Linked DNA regions of Mus musculus: all the other regions are linked to region 3. The links are chromatin loops, found by intact Hi-C in ENCODE. Cell type or tissue: heart. All regions are shown on one strand.

Region 1 (8,000 bases), 260 kb after region 3:
TACCTAACCTTTTACTGACTTAAAAGCAAATAAAATTTATAAGGTGAAATAGCTTATTTTTAAATCAAATCACTCATTTCCAGATAACTACAGTTTCAAACACAATGGTATGAAATCATACAGAGGGAATACCTGTGTATTTTACTCAATTCTCCTCAACAGTAACATGTAGAAAAGCTATGGGGTAATGCCACAGCCAGAATATTGATTCAGATAGAGCTATCATGAAAGAGTCTTTCGGTCACCATGGGGATCTCTCAGGCTGTCCTTTTGTAAACACACCCAATATTTTTCCCTATTACATCCTTAAAATCTGTCAATTATTAATCTGTCTTTCATTTCTAGAACACTAACCTTTCAGAATGTTATATAAATGAAATTAAACCTATGGATTCTTTTAGAACTTAGCTCTGTTAACAACTAAAAATTCAAAGGGTTCTTTCCGATATCCTCTGTTCCTGTGAGTTCTAACACTTTGGATTTTATGTTTAGAACTTTTCCTTGGGGATATTTAAAACCCTCTGTTAAGTGAATTTAATACTTCCAATCATCTTTTACATTTACTCAGAGATCTTCCTACTTATCAAGGTAACAGTTTTATAGACATGTGGCTATTGGACTTCTGCCACCCGCTTTCTGACCAGAAGGTCTAGGAGTCCTTGGCTGTGGTTCATCACATGATCCACAATGACACAGAGAGGTCAGAGTCAGGCCTCACTATCGCTGGTAGGAGTAAAAGCCCTAATTCTCTGCCTTGCCTCTTCTTTCCTCACACCACAGGGGTTAGGGTGGGACTGGGTGATGGTCAGAGTCATTAAAAGTAAAGGTCCAAGGTCCTCTTGTGACTTTCTAGCAAGGATCAAAGACCCAGCCCCCTAGGCAGCTAATGATGCCACCAAAGAAGGGATGCAGGTGGCAGTAGAGAGGAAATTGGGGCATCTTGTTACAGTAGGACTGGAAAGTATACATTCATTATTAATCTTACAGACATAGGGAATGGACATGTGGCTATCAGGGTGTGTATGTATAGGAGGGTAGTTATTAATGACCCAGTTTTATCTTGCCAGCCTAGCTATTATCTGTTCCCATCTATCTTGATTTTTCTGCCAGTGCCCTTTGGAATATTTCATTTTTACAGCTTCCACTTGGAGAAGAAAAACAAACAAACAAGCAAGCAAACAAATAAACAGTAACCTACCACTGAACCCATCCTCAGGACCCAGGCTCTCTGAGTCACCTACCTCTTGCACAGACTTCTAGTCTTGCTTTAGCAGAATTCTCAGGGGTCTGTGTTATTCCTGTGTAGGAGGAGAAATAGGAGGGAGTACGCTTATCTCATCCTTCTGGAGTAGAAGTCCCATCATCCTTTGGGCTTTTGTAAAAGCCTTCATGCAGACTGTCCTCCTTCACACCAGACTACAGGTCTGTAAGCCCCTGTGAGTTACTGCTTTACAAGATATGAGCCTCCCACCTTGAATCTAAAAATATATGTCGAGGTAATAAGTCTGCCATGTAGCAATAAAGTTCCTGAATGAAAGTACAAAACCAACTCATATTTAACTATAATCCAAAGAAATGACTCACATGGGAGGCATTTTTTTGTTGTTGTTGCAGCTGAATCAAAGCTAGTGTTAGTTTTGTGCTTTGCAGATAGATGCTCCAAGGCTTATCTGCATTAACACTGGTGAGTGTGGGGTTCTTTTACTCTCGAAAGAGAGTGGGTGGGACCGGTGCATTTCTTCCCAATGTTTTCTAGAATCCATGAGTAAAATTATATAAATTGGAAAATTTCTTTTTAAAAAGTTAAAACTGAGTTGTATGTATTTAACAGTTATGAAAACAATTTGATTTAGGTCATCTGGGTAGTATATGAAGTTCCCAAGGGATCCTGTCCCCCAAGTGTGGCATCTGTACACACAGCATCATCCACACACTTCCCTGCTACTTTATTATTATTATTATTATTTTTAATCTACGAGCTCTATAGGGATAGTGTTGTGGAAAATTTTAATTTTAATCCAGGGTTTCTATCCTGCCATTGATTATGTAGGTCTTGGATAAAACACATGCAATTTGTATTATTTATAGTAAGCCTTACACAGCACAAGAGCTGGGCAGATATCTATACTCTGTGTTATTGAAATCTATTTTTCTGTCAATAACCTCTGGTTATTTCTTACAATGTTTGATCTGGGCTGCTCTGCACTCCCATTGGTCAGCCTTCAAGGCCATGTTCTCATGAGCTCGCCTACCCCATGGCATCTCTCTCTTCCTCCTTCACCTTCTCCTGCTTCTCATGGTTCTCCTTTGACCGCTAGTCCAGGAATCCTAAACTCCACCTGTGTCTCTTCTGCCCAGTTATTGGCTATCAGCATCTTTATTTACCAATCAAAAATGACTTGGGGGCTAGGTCACATAGGATCACTTGGGTCTCTGGGGCAACCAGGTCTTGGGATCCCACAGTTGGCATTACAATATACAGCAAAATCAAACTCAATAAGATCGCATCTTTGCGTTTATTTTCACTTTTTCTTTTAAAGATAACAGAAACTATTATCTCAAAGTTAGATAGGACAAACCAATAAAAGGAAAAGAGCCAAAGATAAGGTTCGAGAACCAGAGACCCATTGTTCACAGACTCAGGAATCCCATAAAATCATCAAACTAGAAACTCCTTCTGCCTCCTTTCGGTGAGGTTCCCTGAGCCCGGGTGGGAGGGATTTGCTGAAGAGGTTCCACTTAGAGCTGTGCGTTCCCAGGTCGCCCACTCTGTGTAGTCTGACTGTGCGTCTCAGCATTTGTTCCTGTCTGCTGCAGGACAAAGCTTCCCGATGACGATGACGGCTGAGCAAGGCACTGAACCATGAGTATCACGAAATTTGATTCTTAATTTCGGAAATGATGTTGTCCTTTTCTTTGCTGGCATTGGGAAGGTTTGCCAATTTTATTAATCTTTTGAAGGAACTTTTTATTGTATTGATTTTTCTTTACCAACGTCACCAATTCCCACTGATTCTGAGGACTAAACTCAAGGCCTCTCAGGAGCTAAGCTCTACATGGTACATGGCCAGCCTTCTTACTTAAATTAAAAAAACAAACCAGGGACTCACTAAGGGGCCATGAAGCTTAAAGTTGCCCCATGATCCAGCCTTTACCTCTGCTTCTGCCTTCATATGGGCTAAGATCATCAGGCCCATTCATTTTTTCTGCTTACTGGATGAACCACACAGGTGCAAATATTCTGATCAGTGAAAGTGCATCAAAGGGTTGATAAGGATGAACCCCGGGGGAGAGAGTGATAATCACTGGGGGAAAGGATTTGAGCAAGTACAGGTATATAACAGAGTCTTTAATTCAAACAGCAAAATTTTAATTTCTTAAGATGGATGGTATCCACCCATATTTGTATGCCAGAAATACTACATAATATATTACAGGAAGAAAAGAAAACAATTTTCATGTCAGCATATTGTAAAACAATGAAATATAAATACCAGTTTCAGATGCTGGAAACCCCCTTCATATAGCATCTTTATTCACGAACATTCTTCCAGATAATGTGCCTTCTATTCTATTCTGTTCTACGAAAAGAGAATAAGGCATTAGAGAAAAAGTCACTTTCAAGGACAATAAGTGTGAATTTAGATTAAGTTACAGATAATAGAGCAAACTCAAGGAACTAAACAAGAGAATAATACTTGGATTTGAAAGCTATGCCTTTTACTGATAAATCTATAACCTAACTTTGTATATTTGGATGTGTCAAAATTGTAAACCGTGGGCTGGGATACTGAGAAAAGAGACGAAGGTAGGTGTTTCCTCTCACGTGGGTGGACTGAGACTGGGAAGGAGAAAGTCCTGGTTCGTCCCCAGCCAGTCTCAGCCTGCTTCCATCTCCAGAGCCCCGTGGGCTCTTCCCAAGGCTCTGCTGCCAAATACATCCGTGCATTGCAGCCTTCATTTCCTTGGTAACCTGGACCGAGGTTTATTGCCTGTTACGAAAGGGCCTTCTCCATTGCTGTTATTAAGGGGAGACGGGGGAACGAACGCAAAACAAAACAGGAGGTAGAAAAGACAGAAAGCAGAACTTGGATTGCCTTTCCACTGAAATCCATTTTCCTTTCTCAAATTCAGAAGGTCATGGCCACGGTGAAGTCCACCTTGCCCACCCCCTTTCTACTAAAGGCAGATGCTCTGTCCGGCTGGAGAACCTTAGTAAAAGGGCATTTCCTGTGTGTCCAGGTCCCGGCCGCGTCTCTGTGTAGCCAGGGTTGATTTCAACACTGTTCTCGCGATGTAAGGCGGCTTTATCGGCTCCTCCCTAAGTCTCTTTTAAACACAATAAACTAACCGTGTCTTCACATTCCTCAGGGAAGCCAATCTTTCTGGTTCACAGAGAGAAGAAACAGAAGATTTTTTTCCAAGTTAAAAGAATTATTAAACTAATCTTAGTATAAATAAGGGAAACCAAGATGATTCAAGGAAACTCTCAGAATGGTCAAAATGTCTTTTATTTACAAACCTGTTTTTACCAGTTTTAATGCAGTTCTGAATCTGTTTTCCTAGCATTTTCAAATTCCTGAGACCCTAGAATGTTGATAAAATGATGATAAAATGAATTAGAGATATAACAACAACAACAACAACAACAACAGCCAACAAAGTGAAACCAAAAGAAAGGACAGAGATGGTTGGTAAGCAACAAGAGAGATTTAATGCTAAACCACTTCCCCAAAGAATTTAACTTCAAGTTAAAAAGTCAGGCAGTAAGTTTATGGAACCTAGTTTGTGACGAAAACAAAACAAAACACAAAAAACAAAAACAAAAAAAAATACAAAAAAACCCAACAACCTTATTTTAAATTATTTAATGTATTTTGAAACTTGAGAGGTCTTTCTTTGAAAACTGAAATTTCTCCAACTCTGCATATTTGAGTTAACTATATGGGAGTTTTCAAAATTGTGTGGGAAAGACACACCAAACTGTATACTGCTTTTTAGGAAAAAGATTTGATTTTCCCACTTAAGAAGGATTTCTAATTATTATATAAACTCAGTGAAAAATAACGGGAATCATTACATACAATAGTAAGGTAGTTTTGCCCTCTCATCTCTTTCTAGGCTTTCCCTACACGTATCCTTCTATAAGTGCAGGGCACATCATCCACTTGGTTCTTTGTCTTTTTTTTTTTTTTCAGTAGTTATATATATAGTTTTGTAGAATATTGCCAATCTAAAGCTTGGTTGTTGCCTCTCCATTGTTATGTTCATGGAGGGCACATATAAACATGTACATGCACAGATGAACATACGTATCTGAGTATCAGAGTGTAGCGATAGGAGGACCAAGTGGTGCATCCGTTACTGGCTAGCCTTTGTTCTTCCAGGCCCTGAGCGTTTGCCTTGGAGATGCTGAGTCAGAGAATTAGACTCTTAGGAAAAACTACTTTTCATAATGGCTCCAGTGTTTATTAAAATCACCAATATGCACTCATTCAAGTTTCATAATGTCCTCAAGTAAAATTAGATAGTTCGTTGATTTCTAAATAGTTTTAGTTTGCTTACATTTCATAGTCGCACTGTTTGGTGATGAGGACGGATGCATTCACATGTTTATTTCCTAATATTCTTTGTCCTTTGTAAATGTGTTGGTTCCAGTGAAGAAAATACAATTCAGGTGGTTGGATGATAATCACGAAATGTGTTCTTGACTAGAAACTGAGCAAACTTCCAGTGTTCTTATAGTTTCTACCATGTTATCCTAAACACAGTTCTCCTTTGAAGTAGAAATTTTGATTAAATTGGCTTGTAGGCCACTGTGTATTGATGTGAGATGTCTTAGCTGTAATATTGTGGCATTATCTGTAGGAATTATGACTATGTTATTCTCAAATCTTTGAACAGATTTGGTTTATTTGGCTTTCCAAATTGTGCTGTGTTAATGACAAGCAGTCATAAGTACTTCAATTCAGTAGATTATCTTCTAAAATTTTGAAATCTCCTAAAGTTATTTTAAATGTTTTAAGACTTGAGAATTCTTTATAGCTAAAATCTCTGTAACTATCTGAATGATTTTGAGTGAATTGTGGTTTGCAATACATAGAATAATTTCTGAATATTGTATTAGCTTTTAAACTTGTTTTGAGGAGGAGGTAGAAGTAGTGGTTATGAATGGCCGAGAAGCACCTGAAAAAATGTTCAACATCCTTAGTCATCAGGGAAATGCAAATCAAAACAACCCTGAGATTCCACCTCACACCAGTCAGAATGGCTATGATCAAAAACTCAGGCGACAGCAGATGCTGGCGAGGATGTGGAGAAAGAGAAACACTCCTCCATTGCTGGTGGGATTGCAAGCTGGTACAAATACTCTGGAAATCAGTTTGGCGATTCCTCAGGAAATTGGACATAGTACTACTGGAAGACCCAGCAATACCTCTCCTGGGCATATACCCAGAAGATGTTCCAACCGGTAATAAGGACACATGCTCCATTATGTTCATAGCAGCCTTATTTATAGTAGCCAGAAGCTGGAAAGAACCCAGATGTCCCTCAACAGAGAAATGGATACAGAAAATGTGGTACATTTACACAATGGAGTACTACTCAACTATTAAAAACAATGAATTTATAAAATTCTTACACAAATGGATGTATCTGAAGGATATCATCCTGAGTGAGGCAACCCAGTCACAAAAGAACACACATGATATGCACTCACTTATAAGTGGATATTAGCCCAGAAACTTAGAATACTCAAGATACAATTTGCAAAACACATGAAATTGGAGAAGAAGGAAGACCAAAGTGTGGATACAGATAATCCAGAGATTGTTCCACTTGGGGATTCACGCCATAAACAACCACCAAACCCAGACACTAGGCAGATGCCAATAAGAGCCTGCTGACAGGAGCCTGATATAGCTGTCTTCTGCGAGGCTCTGCCAATGCCTGGCAAATACAGAAGTGGATGCTCACAGTCATCCATTGGATGGAGCACAAGGACCCACCCCAATTAAGGAGCCAGAGAAATATCCAGGGAGCTGAAGGGGACTGAAGCCCCACAGGAGGAACATCAATATGAACTAACTAGTACCCCCAGAGCTCCTTGGACCTATACCACCAATCAAAGAAAACACATGGTGGAACTTGTGGCTCTAGCTGCATATGTAGCAGAGGATGGCCTAGTTGGTCATCAATGGGAGGAGAGGCCCTTGGTCCTGTGAAGGCTCAATGCCCCAGTATAGGGGAATGCCAGGGCCAGGAATGGGAGTGGGTGGGTTCAGGAGCAGGGGATGGGGGGAGGGGATAGGGGGGTTTTGGAAGGGAAACTAGGAAAGGGAATAATATTTGAAATGTAAATAAAGAAAATATCTAATTTTAAAAATAAGAGGTAGTGGTTATAGCTTACCTTTCAGAGTGGGTTTTATGGACACAGGGCCTATTATGTTTCTGATAAGGTTTCAAGAGTGTTAGAAGAAAAATTAAGGTCGGTAATACTTTAATTGATGCCAGAGCATCAATCTTCCTTATCAATGCTGAGATATCAGGGAAAGTTAGATTTTCATAAATAAAAGAAGGAAAAAAGAGAAATAAATAAATAATTATTTTCATGTAACATGTTTTTGCTCTCTTTGTTCCAGGCCCCTGTGCCATCCTTCAAGCCATCTACCCCAAGTTCATATCCCCAGGCCCAGAGAGATACTCTGTAGCGACTTCTTGTTGCTGTGGCTTTTTGAGTTTCATTTACGTGAACCCTATTTAATTCTATTTTGCAAGACTGAGCGTGGCGTGTCCAGGTTTGGCTGAGGGGAGGGCTGGACTTCAGTGGAAGCTGACTTGGAGGATGCCTTCCCACGCGTGACACATGTTCCATCCCTTGATCAATCGTGACACACCCCGCCGGGGCTGTTCATGGGAACTGAGCTTCTAGGCTGCACACAGCCTCACACCTCAGTGGAACAACTACACACCAGTGGTCAAATGATGACATTACTCAT
Region 2 (8,000 bases), 55 kb after region 3:
GACAAGAGCTGCTGACTAACGGTTGTGAGGTTTCAGGAGGCAGGGACTGGAGACTTGAGGTTATGCCATCAGCCAAGATGAGGAGGAGATCACTGGCGGACTTTTGCATTATGCCTTACATTTCTTAGGTTGGGGCAGACAGAGATTTCTTAAGTTTGAATATTTTGTCACATGCTATCAAACCCCCCATTGCTCTGCCATCTCTGGGGGCCATGAACTCTTGGCATCCTGACTTGCACACTGGTGTGGCCCCTCTCCTGGCCTCCGCTCTACTTTCTGAACAGAATGCGACATCCCTGAGCCAGAGCGCATGAGTTTACCTTTGGTGTCAAGACCTAGAACCGACCAATGCTAAATAAGTAGCTATCTATGATTTGTGTAGACAAACATCTAGGTGATATACCATACCCCTGGATACAGCATTCCAGGTGACCATTCTGACCCTTGCAAATGTCCAGATCTCTAACTGGGCAAAAGACTTAGCAAGGGGAAGTGAACAGTCTATGTGAACACACAAGGAAATGTTTTTCAGCTCAGAGATACATTCCCAGACCTGAGAAGTATAGACTAAAATATTAGCTAAACAGCAGGATACAACTAAATAAAGGTAAGGCTTTAAAAATCACTGAAGAACATGCACGATGTAAGCCACTTGGCAGGACTCAGTACTTCTTTCTGCTCTAGTTCTTAGTACAGTCTCTTTAAAAATCAAATTATGTGTTAAAAGATACTTGAGCATGCTTGTATAGTCACAGTTTTCCTCTTAAGCCCAAAGCTTCAGTTCACATTATTGGTAGATGAAGTTTTTTCTTTTTTCCTATTAAAATACTTTTGAATTCATACCATAAAATGTAATGCATTTCAAGATTCTTTTTTGAAACAGATGAAGGTAAAATTCTTTTGGCTTGTCAGTTTGCTATAGATGTCAGCATGACAGAGGTTTAAAGTCAAGGTAATAGTGGCTTGCATCTAACTGCTCTCTGCTCTGTGCAGTCAAGAGGGCAGTGGCTCCTGAACAATTTCCACCATTTATTTTTATTTCTGTTGTGATCTATTTGCATGTTTTTAAAGGATGAAGATAGAAATGTGTATCGATTTTGCTGTTTCAGCATGACTCTAATGCAAAAGTTGATCAGATGCAGAAAATTTAAATTGCTGTGTTCCATGACTTGGAAAAGCATGTTTAATAATCGATGAATTTGCATTTATTCACATCAGTTCTTCCAGCTACTGTTAATAATGGAAAAATTATTTTAATTTTAGGAATCTTTGTATTTTAATGTTAGAATAGTTTCGTTGGTGTGAGGTATGTATAATGTAATTGTAATGTAATAATATGCTTTCTTTCTAAGTCACTAAAAAGGTCTATTTATTTAAAATCACAGATGTTTTAGGTATCTAAAATACTGTGTGTGTGTGTGTGTTTGTGAGTATGTGTGTGAGTGTGTGTGTGTTTGTGAGTGTGTGTGAGTGTGTGTGTTTGTGTGTGTGAGAGTGTGTTTGTGTGTGTGAGTGTGTGTGTTTGTGAGTGTGTGTGTGTGTGAGTGTGTGTTTGTGAGTGTGTGTGTTTGTGTGTGTGAGTGTGTGTGTGTGAGTGTGTGTGTGCGTGTGACTCTAATTGAGCAATACGAGTTCACACAGTAAAGTTTTCTCTCTGGCATATTTAATTTTTTGCAATTATTTTATTGCATTTTATTTTAGATGAGCTAGGAAAAAGTTATATTTAAAAATTGTGGAAGAGCTAAGATTTAAAAAAGTTTTATTATTTGATGGGTTCATTTAAGGGTAAATTTAAGAAATATTTCAGGCTGGGCTGCTGTTCTTTGGCCGAATTCCTGTTAGTTTTGATTTGTTTTATTTTAAATTGAAATTGCTAGTATCAAGCTCAACAACAGTAAGGAAGTTATTTAATTTTAGTTAAAAGTATCACATGATTCTTGCTTGATCATTTCTCCTTTTGGGGAAGCCACCATCCAGAATCAATCCTAAAGGGACCACTGGCATTTGGAATTTTTCCTCCAAGGCTCTCCCTGTGACAGTGAGGAAGGAGGTCAGGAGACAGACAGTGTTCTCCACTGTAGAACTTCCTGCTCGCAGAGCTGCCTGCCTGTGTCCCCATTGAAACTGTCCTCTTTCCTCTTGGACTCAAACACTAGACAATTAAAACGTTAATGGCCCACACACTTCAGGAATTTTTACTTTCTGGGTAATCCTTGCCTACACAGCAAAGCAGTAGAAACTTCAGGACAAGGCTTCTTTGCAACAGAAACCTTGGCCAGAGTTCCCTAAGTCTTGCAGTTAAGAATGGGCTTGTCTACTTTGATACTGATTTCTCGCAAAATCCCATAGTTACTTTATGCACAGTGTGAGGTCTCCCAGGAGTGCTTTCTGCCCAGGCATCTGAGGTTCTCAATGGAGCGATAACCCTGGTCCAGCCTGGGCCCCACACATCTGATAATGTCTGGGACACTTCTTGACTGTCACAGCAGGAGATCCCACTCGCACTTAGAGGAAACAGGACAGGGACTGCCCATCGAGGATTCAAGTGCAGCCTCCCACAGCAGTGTTTACTCAGCCCTAGTGCAAATGGTGCTGAGGTGGAGGAAGCCTCCTTTGAGGTCCTGTCAGCCTAGGATGTAATCAGTCCGGTAAAATCAGTCCGTCTCATTTTAATCTGGAGTCAAAGCTGTAGTGGATTGTTATTTCATTACCAAGAGTGACCTAGAAACTTGTGAAACCTGTGATATGTTCACACACACACACACACACACACACACACATACACATTTTCAAAACTGGGTTTAAATTTGGCCTAAATAGAATGGGCTTTAGAACTGAGATACTTAACAATATTTTAGTGCTGTTTCTCTCACTCATTGCTTTTCTTTCCTCAAATTTGAACTATCCACTGAGAGGGTCTGTGCTGCTTACTTTCAGTTTTCTTGGACAAATAAAATCCACTTTATGTCAGTCTCTACTTTCCAAGTATCCCAGCTGCAACAATTCTAATGGATAAAGAAAGAAGAGCATGGAGATATGGTCAATCTTATGTTTCCATAGCGACTGGGCTAGTATAATCTGTACCAGCATCATGTAAGGGTTCCACGCATCTTTCATATGATCCAGCTACATCGCTCCTGGGTATTTACACAAAGGACCTCAGGCCCACTTAGCTCAGTGATTTGTACCCACCAATGTTTATTATAGAGCAATTCACAATTGATAAATTATGGAAACAAGCTAGATATCCAACAACAGAGGAAAGGTATATGTACATAACACAATTTTCAGCAATGAAGAACAGTCTTGTTGTTTGCAGGGAAATGCATGCAGCTGGACACAAGTGACTTAAGGCCATGTCAGAAGCATAAATAACATGTTTTCTCTTTTTTCCTTATATTTATATAGATGTATAGATTCATGAGAATATGTATTATAATGTGTCATGCGTATTGTGAATATAAGTATGAGATATGTATGAAAGTAGAAGTAACATGTGATTGTTTTTATGTAGTTAGGAATGTGTTTGCATGTACACATATATGTGCAGAACAGCAATTAATAAAAAAGGAGGCCACGAGTTTGAAGAGGACAGGGAGAAGTATATGGAAGGACTTGCAGGAGGAAAGGAACAGGGTTGAGGAGAATGATGTAATTTTATATTATAATATCAAAAATTAAGGAAATGATAATAAAAATCCCATGTATGTTGGCAAAGGGAAGAGGGCAAAGTAAGAAAAGGAAGAATAGAGGGTATGAGGGGAGCATGTTCAACATACAATGTGTATAAACATACATACATATATATATACATACACATATACACATATGTACATAGACATAAATGCACTTATAGACCTACACATATATACACATATATACATACACACATACATATATATTCACATATACACATATACATAAACACATACACATAGCTGCATATACATACACATATACACATACATCTATACATATTCGCGTTTATACATATACGTACACACATACATATATACATACACATGTATACATACATATATAAATATGCACATATATGTACACATATACACATCTACACACTTACATACACATATACATATGTACATACACATATATACACATACACACATACATTTATACATATATATACATATATACATATTCACATATGCACACATATAAACAAACACACACATATAAACATACACATGTATACACATATACACATTCATACATATATATTCATATACACACACATATATATATATACACATATATACATATACACACATATATACATGCACACATATATACATACACACACATATATGTGAGAACCTTAAAAAACAGGAAACATTTGAAGGAAAAGAAAGGACCATTCATTTCCCTCACATGTATGCCTTTTGAAGCAATTTTCTGTCTTTGACTATTTTTCTATGACCATTCCTTGTTCCTTCATAACTTCCAAGGAGAAGGGAAAGTACCCTGTTTTTATTTTCTGGCTAGTCCACAGGAGAGCAGTTTGCCCTCACACTGTGAAGTAACAGCTCAGCAGTGGCTCTAGACAAGGATAGGGTGGAGGAGTCAGCCTCAGCTTGGGGAGTTTCCCAAACTCCACATTCCTGGTCTCATTATCTCCGTGGAGGCTCTGAGTTTTTCCTACCAACTCCCATTTGAGAATCAGTTATCGGCCGCACATCCGCAAGTTTCTGCTTGCTTCCAGTTGGCAAGATTTAAACTAATAGTTAAAAACTAATGAGGAATTCTGTTAAGTGAAAATATGTCTAGAGCATTAGAAGAGATTAAAGTTTTTTCATCTTTTGAAATCCATTTAGACCCAGACAACCTTTTTGTTTAAACATATTTAGAAACTCAGTTGGAAAACTTCAGTCATTATCCTTAAATGACTATGTATTTTTATCATTTTCTCCCTAGAATTAGTCTTTTGGGAATATTGGGGGGAAGGCAGTGGAGGAAGGTCACTCTGCCCTACAGATGTCAGACTGCTATTTCTCTCTTTCCAAGTATGCTCTCAAGATTCAGCACACATGTGGCCTGCGTGCCACCATGTGAAGTACTATTTGTACTTGACAGTGGCCAAATACACTATTTTCTGTTTTCTCTGAAGGCGCATCCAGTTCTCTGTGGGATAACCCGCATCTTCTTTTTCCACTTGCTTGGTGGGTGGCCTGCTGACCTGAGCGCACACTGCTTAGTACATACTCATTTGGCCAGGCTTTAATTAGACCAAGATTGTGGCATGTTTTGCTTTGTCTACAAGGAGTTTTGGTGATAGAGAGGAGACAAAGACCTAATCGTGTGCACCTGATCTATTTATGGAGACAGCAAAACTATGAAAAGGAAACCCACACAACCAGGAAAACAAACGCATACCCTGGCACACACACAAACCCCAAAGAAAGAAATTAGAGATGCCCGTAACAAGAAAATCGTTCTAGCTTCGCTGTGTAGCAGTAGAATCACAGATTGTACAATTGTTATATAAAGTGCATATCATCTTATTCTGTTGATCCTCAAATGTAGTGGACGTTGAATCCACAGTGTAACCCAGCCAGTAGATAGATTAACTTTCATAACGCCTTTGATTTGTATGAGACTGACGAGCTGTCTGTTGCACTTAGAAGCTGACAACACTTGTGGGTTTAAAATTTTTTTTTCTGTGTAACATACTTCACTATATGTAGTTTTACTATTTCATAATTACTATGAGCTTTTAATATTAAGATTTATTGGGGCACTTAGAGTACTTAGCATTCTTTCCTTCCTGTAGCTTAAGAGGGAGTGACTGTGGCTTTCAGCGACCTCCACAGGTCTAGTCTTTCTTCTGCTTTATAGCCAGGTAAATAACCCACATCTCAGCTCTCATCCTCTCTCAGCATTTCCCTGAAGCACCATGAACGCTGTGCTCCCTAGATCAGTCCTCTCTGATCTTCAGCTTCTGGCAACTGGATGGAGAAGATGCTGCGTTTCTGGAGGTCACAGAGACTTTCACATGGAGGGGGAAGTGGTCCTGGGACAGTGCATATAGAAGAAATGAATCTCCACAGCTTCTGGCTTATGCCAGTTTTCATCACTGTTTGCTACAGCAGTTTAGCATCTTTTAACCCACAGCTTTAAAATGTATTCATTTAGTGGTAACAAAATTAACACCTAGTCATCAAGTGTGTGCTGGATGCTGTGTATGAGGAAGCAGAAGTTCCGATAGTACCCTTGAGGACGGCAGGAAAATACAGAAAAATGAGATGTGAGTTCAAACACACAAAATGAGAGGGCTCAGATTTCTGACTGCTTCACACGGCCTAAAACCTATCTCTGACTTCACTATCAAGTCCTTGTGAGATGTTTCATCAGACAAAGCACTGCTATTTCCAAAGAGCTTCAAGTACTTTTGATGAGAGTATTGCTGTAGTTTTTGAGCCAGGCTTTGAATGTAATTATTTAAAAGAAATTGTTAGTAGTTCTCTCCTGTTATGACTGGCTACTGTTGCTATGTACAGTGGCCCTGCTTTGTGACTTGTGAGTGGAACTTTATCACACAATCTTCAAGGTACAAAATGAACAAAGTGTAACCTCTTGACTTTCTCCCACCTGCCTGCTCTATGTGTTGCTCTTCAATTTGCAAAATTAACGACAAGGCACTTACATTTATTTGTGTATTTAATGGCATGCTGAATATACATATTTTATATCTAATAGCATATTGGATATGCTTAATATTATTAGTAACACTGAATAAATGCTTTTAATGCCCAGGTCTAGGTCATGATGACTAATTTGAATTATTGGCTCTGAAATTCTTTTTTAAGATCCAGGAGACATTCTTCAGAAAGATTTTTGCCCAAGTGCCCTATGGGAGAAGCAGGGGCATGAAAGAGGTGGACAGGCTCCAGGTCGGCTTTCAGACTGCTTTGGGCTACAAGTCCTGGCTCTCAGTGGAGAATTCCTTTTCAGTCAGGGCAATGGAGTTTGGACTCATTTTCCCTCTGGCTCTCTCTGTAGTCATGTTTCCCAGTGCCCACAGTCTGACTTTGGTGCCCACCTCCTGGAAAATCTTTCTTTCTCCATGCAGGTAAGTTCTGGGCATGGTCCAACGTGCTGCGAACAAAGTAGGAAGTACTCCAGTAGGGGCACAGGCCATACTATATTTGGCTAACATAAAATTCCTGTTGAAAGCACTGTAGAAGTTATGTAATGAATTATTTCTGTAAGCAGTCACCCCTTAAATTCCTTCCTCCCTCCTTCCCCCTTCTCTCCCTCTTCCGCCCTCCCTCTCGCACTTCCTTCCTCCCCCTCCTCTTACTCCCTCTCTCCTTTTTATCTTACTGAGGCAATATTTAATTCTGAATGCCTAGGCTGGCCTGGATTTTACTACGTATCCCAGGCTGGCCTTGAACTCACTGCCTTCCCCCTACTGCAGCCTCCCAAGTGCTAAAATTACAGGTGGTAATGTCGTTCCACTAGTAATTAGATTTAATATAAACAGAAGAGCGTTTGGGTTCTGTGTTCTAAGTAGAGAATTAAGCCTTTGTTTTAATATATTAACTCTGGTGAATAAACTTCCAATTTCTTAAAAGGTGAGGGCAGTTTGCTCGGAGTGGGATGCCCAGACTCTGCAATGGCATTAGCCACCGTGTAATAAACCTCTGGAGCCCCCTCTCTTCCCCTTTATTAAATGTAGACAGTGGATTGCACAGGTATCCAAGGCTCATTAAATACACAATAAAACTCTGGGAAGGAGGAAAGGGGGTCAAAATCCATCCAGGACCCTCCCGAGAAACTAAAAGGCAAGTGGTCAAAGTCTCCCTGCATGTGCTTAAGTTGTTTTGAGTGAAAGAAGACACTGTTTTTACGGCCTGTGTTAACAGGAAGAGGAACAAGCTGCGTTCATATTCTCTGGTAACCTTGAACTGAGAATGTCGGGGCCTGTGCCTTTCTCTTTCCATGCATCCCACAAAGAGGTTAGCCACATACACTTGGCA
Region 3 (8,000 bases):
TGTAGGAGTAATTTCAGTAAACAGCTTTATGCAAATTCAGAGAACACCAGAGGGAGGTGGAAATCTATCTGCTTAGAAGAAACACATTTTAGACCATACAAAGGACCATCACCACCGCTGCTAAAAACACACCCTCTGTTTGGGTGTAGTCACCTGCCAACTCATTCAAGTACTGGATATTTATTTGCTGGATCTGGTCTTTCACAAAGAGGTCACACATATTATAATTTCATTGAGCGGGATTAAAGCTTGGACAGCAACTGGGGGAAACACAAACCCAACTCTTACTAATGTTATCATTATTTTTTTCTTGTAAGGATGAGAAAGCTGGATCTGGCCCTCTGAGAAAACAGCCCCGTGTGGAGCCAGGACTTTGGTTTCTCATGACCTTTCTCCTCAAGCCGAGGCTTCAGATTATAACTAGGATGAACAAAGACTTTAAAATCGTGTATGTCTCCTGTTTATGGAGAAAAAGCTTCTATGGGGCCACCCGCGCAGAGTGCGCAAAACGTCAAGAATTTACTTGGCTGGTAAAAACGTGACTAGAAACTTGGGAATTTTCCTGGGCTAACCGCAGCCTGACTTCTGGTGGTAACACTAACCTTCCTTCCTCTGCCAGAATCCCTGGGTCCGTCTGGCGAGGGCCCCATCTCTTAGGTGGAAGGGAAGGCAGGTGAGCGTATGAGCAGGTGTCACCACCTAGAGTTTGAACTGAACTCTTGAAAGTCAAGTTGGGATAGGTCTGAGGCGTCGCCAGACGCCTTGAAATATCATCCAGTGAAAGTGTGCAAACGACACAGATGAAGAGTCACTGGACAGCGGAGTTTGCACCTGGGGCTCGGTGGCTTCTCAGCTGTGACAAACCCCTGGAATAGGTGTTTCCCGGAAGATCTCACGAAGGCTCCGCCCCGCGTGGTCCTTACGTGGGCTGGAGTCCTGAGTAGAACTTATCCTAACCAGGTACCAAAAGCAGCTAAGAAGTAATGGGGGGGGGGGAGGGGGTAAGGGGTGTCTAAAAGCGAAGCGGAAGTTTCAAGGCCTCTAAGAGGGATAACAGTATAAATAACCGAGGGCGTCTTGTAAACACTGCGGTCATAACCCCGAACATTAAACAGCCGCGGTGGCATCTGGCACATCGCCGCGGCGGGCTGCGCTGGGGCAGAGGCAGCAGGGTCCCAGGCTCCTCTGCCTAGCCTCTCTGTTTATCTCAACTTAATCTTCCCCTATGTGCTGTTCCGCAGTCTGGAAGATGTTTAAGTTACTACCCAGCCCGCGGGAAATCTTGGCGGGAGCTTAACGAAAGGGGTAACCGCACCGAAAAGCAGGCAAGAACGGTTACTGTTGCAATTAATTAATTAATTGCCAGTCAGTAACAAGCAAAATATCTTGCTGCATTTGAAATTCACATGAGAGCTTCAATCTCTTCTTCACTGGATTGCAAGCAGCGTTTGGGTCTGTTTTTAAAATCACAGAAAACACACGGAAAGTTATAAAACTCTCATAGTTTACTATCAGGATCCTCAGAACAAGCACACTGTAAAACAGTGGAGAGTCAAATTTTCTTTTTCTTCGTTGTCCTCGGGTCTGTGTGACTGGATAACTGTAATCCTGTTCATTCTCTATTTACAGTTATAATATCTTTAGTGGGCTTAAAATAACTGGGATGAACAAAACAAGTTTTCAGTAGGAAACATGACTTGTCTTTTCCTAGTTGGAATCAGAGTTAATCTTTTTTCTAGGATCTTGGGCTAAATGTTAAAAAAAACTACCTTTTAATCATGAAATGTCCCCATGGATTCCAATGTTCTTCACAAAATTTTAAAAAAGAAATCACACCAATGTCCAGGCTTTTTTTTTTTTTTTTCAATATAAAGAAAGATTTATTTTCGGAAGTAGCAAAACCTGTTTGAAAAAAATATATTTCTTCGAGTGACTTATTTTATAAATGTGACTGTCAAAGTCAGCTATTCTATGATCTACATTTTACAACATATTGTACAAAAGATACACATTGATAGGCTCTTCTTATCTATTTATATATAATATATATATATAATTACATATTGCACTTGGACCAGCCAGGCTTGCAGTCATTCATGGCAGAAGTTAATCAAGTTAAATAGATGAGAATCGGTAAGTACAGTTGGTCTCCTTTGGTTTGGAAACGAATCTCCTCGTCGCAGTTAAGTGTTCTTGCGGGGTGGGATAGGGAGAGGAGCGATGCAAGGCACCAGCAGAGGCAGGGAGGGAAGGGCAGGGGTCGTCACCCTTGCCGGCCCACTGCCCCCAGAGCTCACGGTTCCCAGACTCGCACCTCCAAGGTCAGGATGCTGTAGTTCCACACAAGCGGTTGGCGGTCACCACTTCCTTCAGGTCATTCTCTGGTTTGCCGGCCACCATAAAGGGCCACGTCTGCAAGAGAGAAAAGGGTGGAGAGGGTGAGTAGACATGGGGAGGCGGCGCAGTGCGCAGGCAGGCTAGGACCAGAGAGGCCACGGGTCTGTCGCTTCCTAGGTGTATTAATGCCAGGCAGGGTAATGCAAACAACCCCAGGAGGTGGTGGTGGTGGTGGTGGTGTGGAGGTGGAGGTGGAGGTGGGGGTGGGTGGTGGAGGTGGGAGGTGGAACAAGGGCAAAACAGGTCTCCTGGGTTCTAACTGGAACCCCGAAACAAGCCCAGACTCAGCTCTGAGGCAGATGTTCCAGGAGTTCTAGCAGGGCGGGTGGGAGGACCCTGGCCCCAACTACTCAACTGCAGATCTGTGGAGGCTCTGGTCTAGCATCCTGGCCTTTATTGACTTCCATTGATCTCCCAGTGCAATCCTAGCTATGGCCACAATTTTAAGTTAGTAGTAACCCCCGAAGGGGGTGTGCACTTATAAAAGACACAGGCACATTTTATTTGAGATCCTCCTACTAGCGAGGAAGCAAAACTGTCTCTTCCCTTTCTTTCTTCTTCCTTTTTCTGGACTGTTATAAAAAAAGTACATTCAAGTTTTTTTTTTTTTAATATTTAAAGATGAAGGTAGCAGCAATTATAAATGTTCTAATTGATAATCTCATTCTAGTTTTAGATTGTAAAAAAAAAAACACTACCCATCACAACAACAACAACAACAACAACAACAACAACAACCAAACCTTGTTATTTGGAAGGAAAATATTTTTCCTGGCGAAAAGTGTTTTAGTATCCCCTCCCCCAATTCCTGAGACAAGCTGAGTGAGAATACAATTCAAGCCTCTTTGTAAGTGCTGGCCAGAGGGATATCTAATCCTTATCATATGTAAACAAAAGTCCTCGTAAGGTGGTGGTATTCTTTGGAGCCTGCACGTTTTAAAATGAAATCAAACGAAAGAGGGAGTTAAAAACCACCTTAAACAGTAAAATACCTCTGAGAAAGTCGATTCAGGAACCAGCACTTGCTTTTCAAAAATTAGGCTCATTCATTGTGACTGGTAGTAGAACCCATGGCTGTTATTTTGTCCAGTACTAGGACCTGAGCGGATTTACTGATTGCGTTGACAGTGGCTGGAATTTCTGGGATTTAAAATGGTAATCTACTTAGCCAAACACAGAATATTTAAGTAGCTGGGGGGGGGGGGGATTTGCATAGACAGTTATGGAGGTGGAAGAACATAAATATGTCTGCATTTAATAGCCCTAAATATACCAGCGGAAAGAACTGACTTAGGTGCTTATAAGAATCGGAGGGGGAACTCAAGTTTGCTCTTAGCCAAAAGAGACAAAGTAAGATAGGTCTTCTGGGTGCCCAGCGTCTGCTCAGTTTCACGACAGAGGAAATGGCACCCTGCGCGGGGATCCCTGGTCTTTGCCAACTGAATACCCTCGGAAATCCCTTAATGGGGTGCCACGTCAAACCCTAGCACAAATCACTCGCGGGCTCGGGGCGCTTGGTGCAGAGAGCCAGGGCGCTGCGTGGAGCCCGCGCGGAGGTTCCCAGAGATGCTAGGGCGGCGATTTAACGAGTCACGCTCTCGCCCGCGTCCCCAGGCCCAGCCAGAGGCGCGGGAGGACTCACCAGGTTGACTGGGTGAATGTAACCGTTCTCGTACTTGTCGTTGGCCAGGATCTGCCTTAAGTGAGCGATGTAGCTGGACGCCAGCCTGAGAGTGTCCAGCTTGGAGAGCTTGGTGTCCGGGGGCACCCAGGGCAGGGTGGTCTTGAGCCTGGAGAAGGCCTTGCTCAGCACCCGCATGCGGGCCCGCTCACGAGCATTGGCCGCGTTGCGCTGGACCTGCTTGCCCTCCTGGCTGACCCCGCTGAGCGGGCTTTTCTTAGTGGGCGCCTTCCTCCTCTTGCCTAGGCCACCGCGACCCTTCTGTGGAGACCCGTTCTCGCAGTTGGAGCCCTCCTCGGTGCTCTCGTTGGAAGTTCCAAACTCCTTGTTGGAGTCCACTTTCAGGGAGTCACAGTCCAGCATCTCCACCTCTTGAAGGTCTTCTACATCGCTGAGGGAGCCAGTGGACATGTTTAGAGAGGTGGAGGGAGGGAGGGAGAGAGAGACGCTGAAACGGAAACGAAAGGGTCTCAAAAGTTTGGAGCTGCCACTTCGTGTGTTGGGTTTGAGGTGGGATCTGGCAGTCCCGTCCCCCAGCTTTCCCTTTACAGAGTCGTGGAAAACGATCACAAGGGATCCCGCGACAGGGAAACCAGTGCTCTATCTCCCCACCACTGGAGTCCTGGCCTTAACGGAGAGTGAAAGAGCGCCGAGGAATTTGGTGGACACTAAGAATTTATCTGGGGAATAGAGAGGCGGATCCATGCAGCCCAGGGGAGGGGCCTGCTAGGCCCAACAGACTTCCCAGACCCCTTTCACAAGCACAGGAGACTTCACGCTCAGACCTGGTTTCCAGCAACCGATTGCAACATGCCTGTACCGGATTCCTTCTTCCTCTCAAGTCAAGGAGTAACTTAGAACCATTGCCGAGACTCATCTCCTAAGGCCCCTTTCCTTTGAGGGAATCCCAACTGATTGCTCTGAGAACTCAGAGAAAGGGCCAGACCCTTTGCTCTAAGTGGCCTTTCCCCCTAAAACATCTCACAGTCACTCTTCCTCCCAAGAAATAACAATCAAAACCCTGCAGCCCTTAGTTAATACCGGCTAAGACCACAGGGCTTTACCAAGACTGCATTACCGTGCACTGGCTAACACAGAAGTCATAGGTCCTATTTGTCCGGACGAGAAGAGGCGTATTTTACCAAACCAAATGTTTGAAAGGAAAATGCTGATCGCTGGGACGATTTTTTTTTCCAGATGCATTTTACTGTTTAAAATTTACCTGAGGTAAATAGGGGAAGGAAGTGGTAGAAAGAAATTACTGGAGAGAAGGAAGGGAGAGAGGGTGAGAAGGAAGGAGGGAGGGAGGGAAAATAAGAAAAAGAAAATCCATTACCATCCAGTCTCTTTGAAGGTATCAGGGAATTGCTAGTGCATAGGAACACACTTGACTACTGAACACACATGTACACACAAACACACACACACACACACACACACACACACACACACACACCATACATGCAGTTGACTGGGAATGGGCAGGCGATGAGAGAGGTTATATGGATTTGTGGAACATATTTTGCGAGCTGAGAATCTTTCCAGTGAGATGCAACTCACTTCTCTCCTGTCTTAAAGAAGACTCTGTGGCTCCTGGCAGCCTCTCTTTGCCTGACACCTTTTGTAAAGACTGTATATTTTCTTCTTGTGCTTGCTTTCTCTTCTCCCATCCTCTGGGCTACTAGGGTTCCTCATAGAGAGCTGGCCTAATAAAACACAAAACAGGACTCATGGCTTTGGAGAAAGAACCTTTCCCATCCTTCATTCCAGCTGGGACTGTCTTTCTCAGGGAATGATAGTCATCTGGGAGGTAAGAAGAAAAGCAAAGGGAACAGGAACCCAGGGACTGAATGAAGGGAGATGAAATGGTTTTTGTTTTTTCCCCTCAGGAAAAAAAAAAAAAAAAAAAAAAAACCACTGTCAGATTTCGTAACCTTACAATTAGGCACTGAGGATTGGGGGCAGGAGCTAAGAGTAACTCTCTCCATGGCTGACTCTGAGTCCAAGCCACTCTGTTACACTTAGATATGGGTCTCTAATCCAGGCTCAGCTGGGAATTCACTAACCTCTAAGATTTTGTTTTGTTAGCAGAGATCTGTTTGCTTTCCCCCTATGCTGCAAACTAAACAGATTGTCAGCAAATCAGTCTCTATTAATGAATTAGTGAACCCTCTCCCCGCCCCCATAATATCTTTCTTGAGGACCCAAAATTTGCTAATCACCAGCGTGGAGATTTATGGGCTCCTATTTTCTGTTGTTTGTGCAGGTGGAGATTTAAATGACTGCATCCACTCCCAAGATTTATTGCAAGAGTGATTGATGTTATAAACCAGGAAAGGACTCTTCCCACAGCAGGGATGACAGAAATATCAAGTTGAAGTTGCCTTTGTCTGCATGCAACGCGTAAGCCAGTGCTACAACACAGACAGCTTTGAGAGAACACCCACCAAGCCTGCTCGATGGTCCCTGCAGATTTCCAAACCAACCTTCCTTGGGTTGCACAGCCATCTCTTTTCTCAGTTTCAGTAGGACCCGAAAGACATCTGCAAAGTGGCCACAAGTCTCCTAATGAGGTGGTGATAAAGACTATTGATTGGGGCATTGTTACATACCAGATTGCTAAGCTGTGGCAATTTTTATCTTCCTTCACCTTTGTCTTTTCCCTCTTTTGGGTGTGTGTGTGTGACAGAGACAACCACAGAAATGCACACATTCCTCTGAAGACTGCTGCTGTTTCTTCTGTTTTGTTTTGTTTTGTTTTGTTTTTCAGTGTTGGAAACTTAAAACTAACAGTTTCTGGAGGGGAGCATAGCTAGTCTTTTATCATAACCAAGTTTTTATGACTGCAATTAATTTTTCTTTATAGCAATGTAAGCAATAATTAAGTCTCTTGTTCATTTATCTCCCGGTGATATACTCAGGCTGGGAAGGAGTCGTGGGTTGATAATGAGGCTTGAGAGAGTCTGAATTTTTGCAAGAAATGACCACCAGTTTGGGGATAGGATGCGCAGAGGGCTGCCAGTTAGTTATCTTGATGCCAAATTCTGAAGAAAGGAAATTAATAATACTTCTTTTTTCCCCCCTGCTTGAATTTTGTATCTATCTCTGCTAATAAACACGGAGGGACAGATGGATGGGGAAGTGAACGATGGCTGGATTCCACTGAGCAGATCAGCTAGGCTGTAACTTAAGCTCTGCCAAATTCTCCCCAAATATAAACTATATTCTGTGAGAAGAAAAGCACTTCGAGGAAGCTAATTAACCCTTACAACAACTGGAGGATTGCTTTGAACATGGTCACTTCGCTGCTGTAAACAGAAGATTCAAGGTTTGAACACAGCAGGTAGATTCATCCTTACCTTGTTTTTAAACCACAGCTCATGTAGGCATCTGGCCAGTTTATCCTGTACCTCTAACAAACTGTCTCCCTAGGAAGGCTCTCTTTGAGAGATTTTAGTGCTAAGGAAAATTTATCTGCAGAAGTTGTAAAAAGAAGATTAGAGGAGGAATGTGTCCTTGAACTTCACTCCTGCTTTATCCTCGGGAGCGCTCTCAGGAAGTTCATACTTGATTCTGTTGCATGTAGATGGTTTGCTTCCTTTTTTATGGGAAGGAAAACATCTCAGGCTTCCTTTGAACTGAATTCTATGCCGTAACCTTACGTTCTGGGGCATGGGGGAAGTCTTCGTTTAAATTGAAGTGTTTGTCCTTTCCTTTCACTCTTAGTTCAGAGCTAGCAGGGATCCTGTAGCCACCTGATCTACCATCAATGAACCCTATGGAGATGGGCTGCCACAGCGCTAAGATTTATGGTTGACAAATGGCAATTATAATAACTAAAGAAAGATTCTTTGTGGTTCTTTGGATCTAAGTGTTAATCTCCGGCCGCCCGTTTCATATTCTGTATGATTTGTATGTAGGG

What was found. Peaks named below come from ENCODE experiments on the same cell type or tissue, not always from the same donor. Only the 100,000 strongest peaks of a DNase experiment are listed, where the experiment ranks them.
Region 1: it touches region 3 in a loop (7-fold over the local background); 3 of 42 quality-filtered maps call a loop at or near these places.
Region 2: a loop joins it to region 3, with 2.3 times the contacts of the local background. A loop is called at or near these places in 4 of 42 quality-filtered maps.

The regions. Positions count from the first base shown.
Region 1 is chr10:23,072,982-23,080,981 of GRCm38, forward strand. No RefSeq gene overlaps it. Among named protein-coding and RNA genes, the nearest start is that of Gm35179, 74 kb to the left of the region's middle. In heart, no CTCF peak of the experiment used is centred here; a DNase peak (open chromatin) is centred at 4,250; H3K4me3 peaks cover 476 bases.
Region 2 is chr10:22,870,752-22,878,751 of GRCm38, forward strand. No RefSeq gene overlaps it. Among named protein-coding and RNA genes, the nearest start is that of Gm46217, 22 kb to the left of the region's middle. In heart, no CTCF peak of the experiment used is centred here; DNase peaks (open chromatin) are centred at 4,620 and 5,120; H3K27ac peaks cover 636 bases.
Region 3 is chr10:22,815,415-22,823,414 of GRCm38, forward strand. It overlaps Tcf21 (transcription factor 21), which reads right to left and starts at 4,729. Exons shown (of 2, transcript NM_011545.2): 1 at 4,040-4,729; 2 at 1,849-2,412. The coding sequence starts at 4,489. The coding sequence ends at 2,323. It overlaps Gm10824 (a long non-coding RNA gene), which reads left to right. Exons shown (of 5, transcript XR_380181.3): 4 at 318-960; 5 at 6,345-6,528. In heart, no CTCF peak of the experiment used is centred here; DNase peaks (open chromatin) are centred at 2,407, 4,077 and 4,787; H3K4me3 peaks cover 4,517 bases; H3K27ac peaks cover 3,963 bases; H3K27me3 peaks cover 4,950 bases.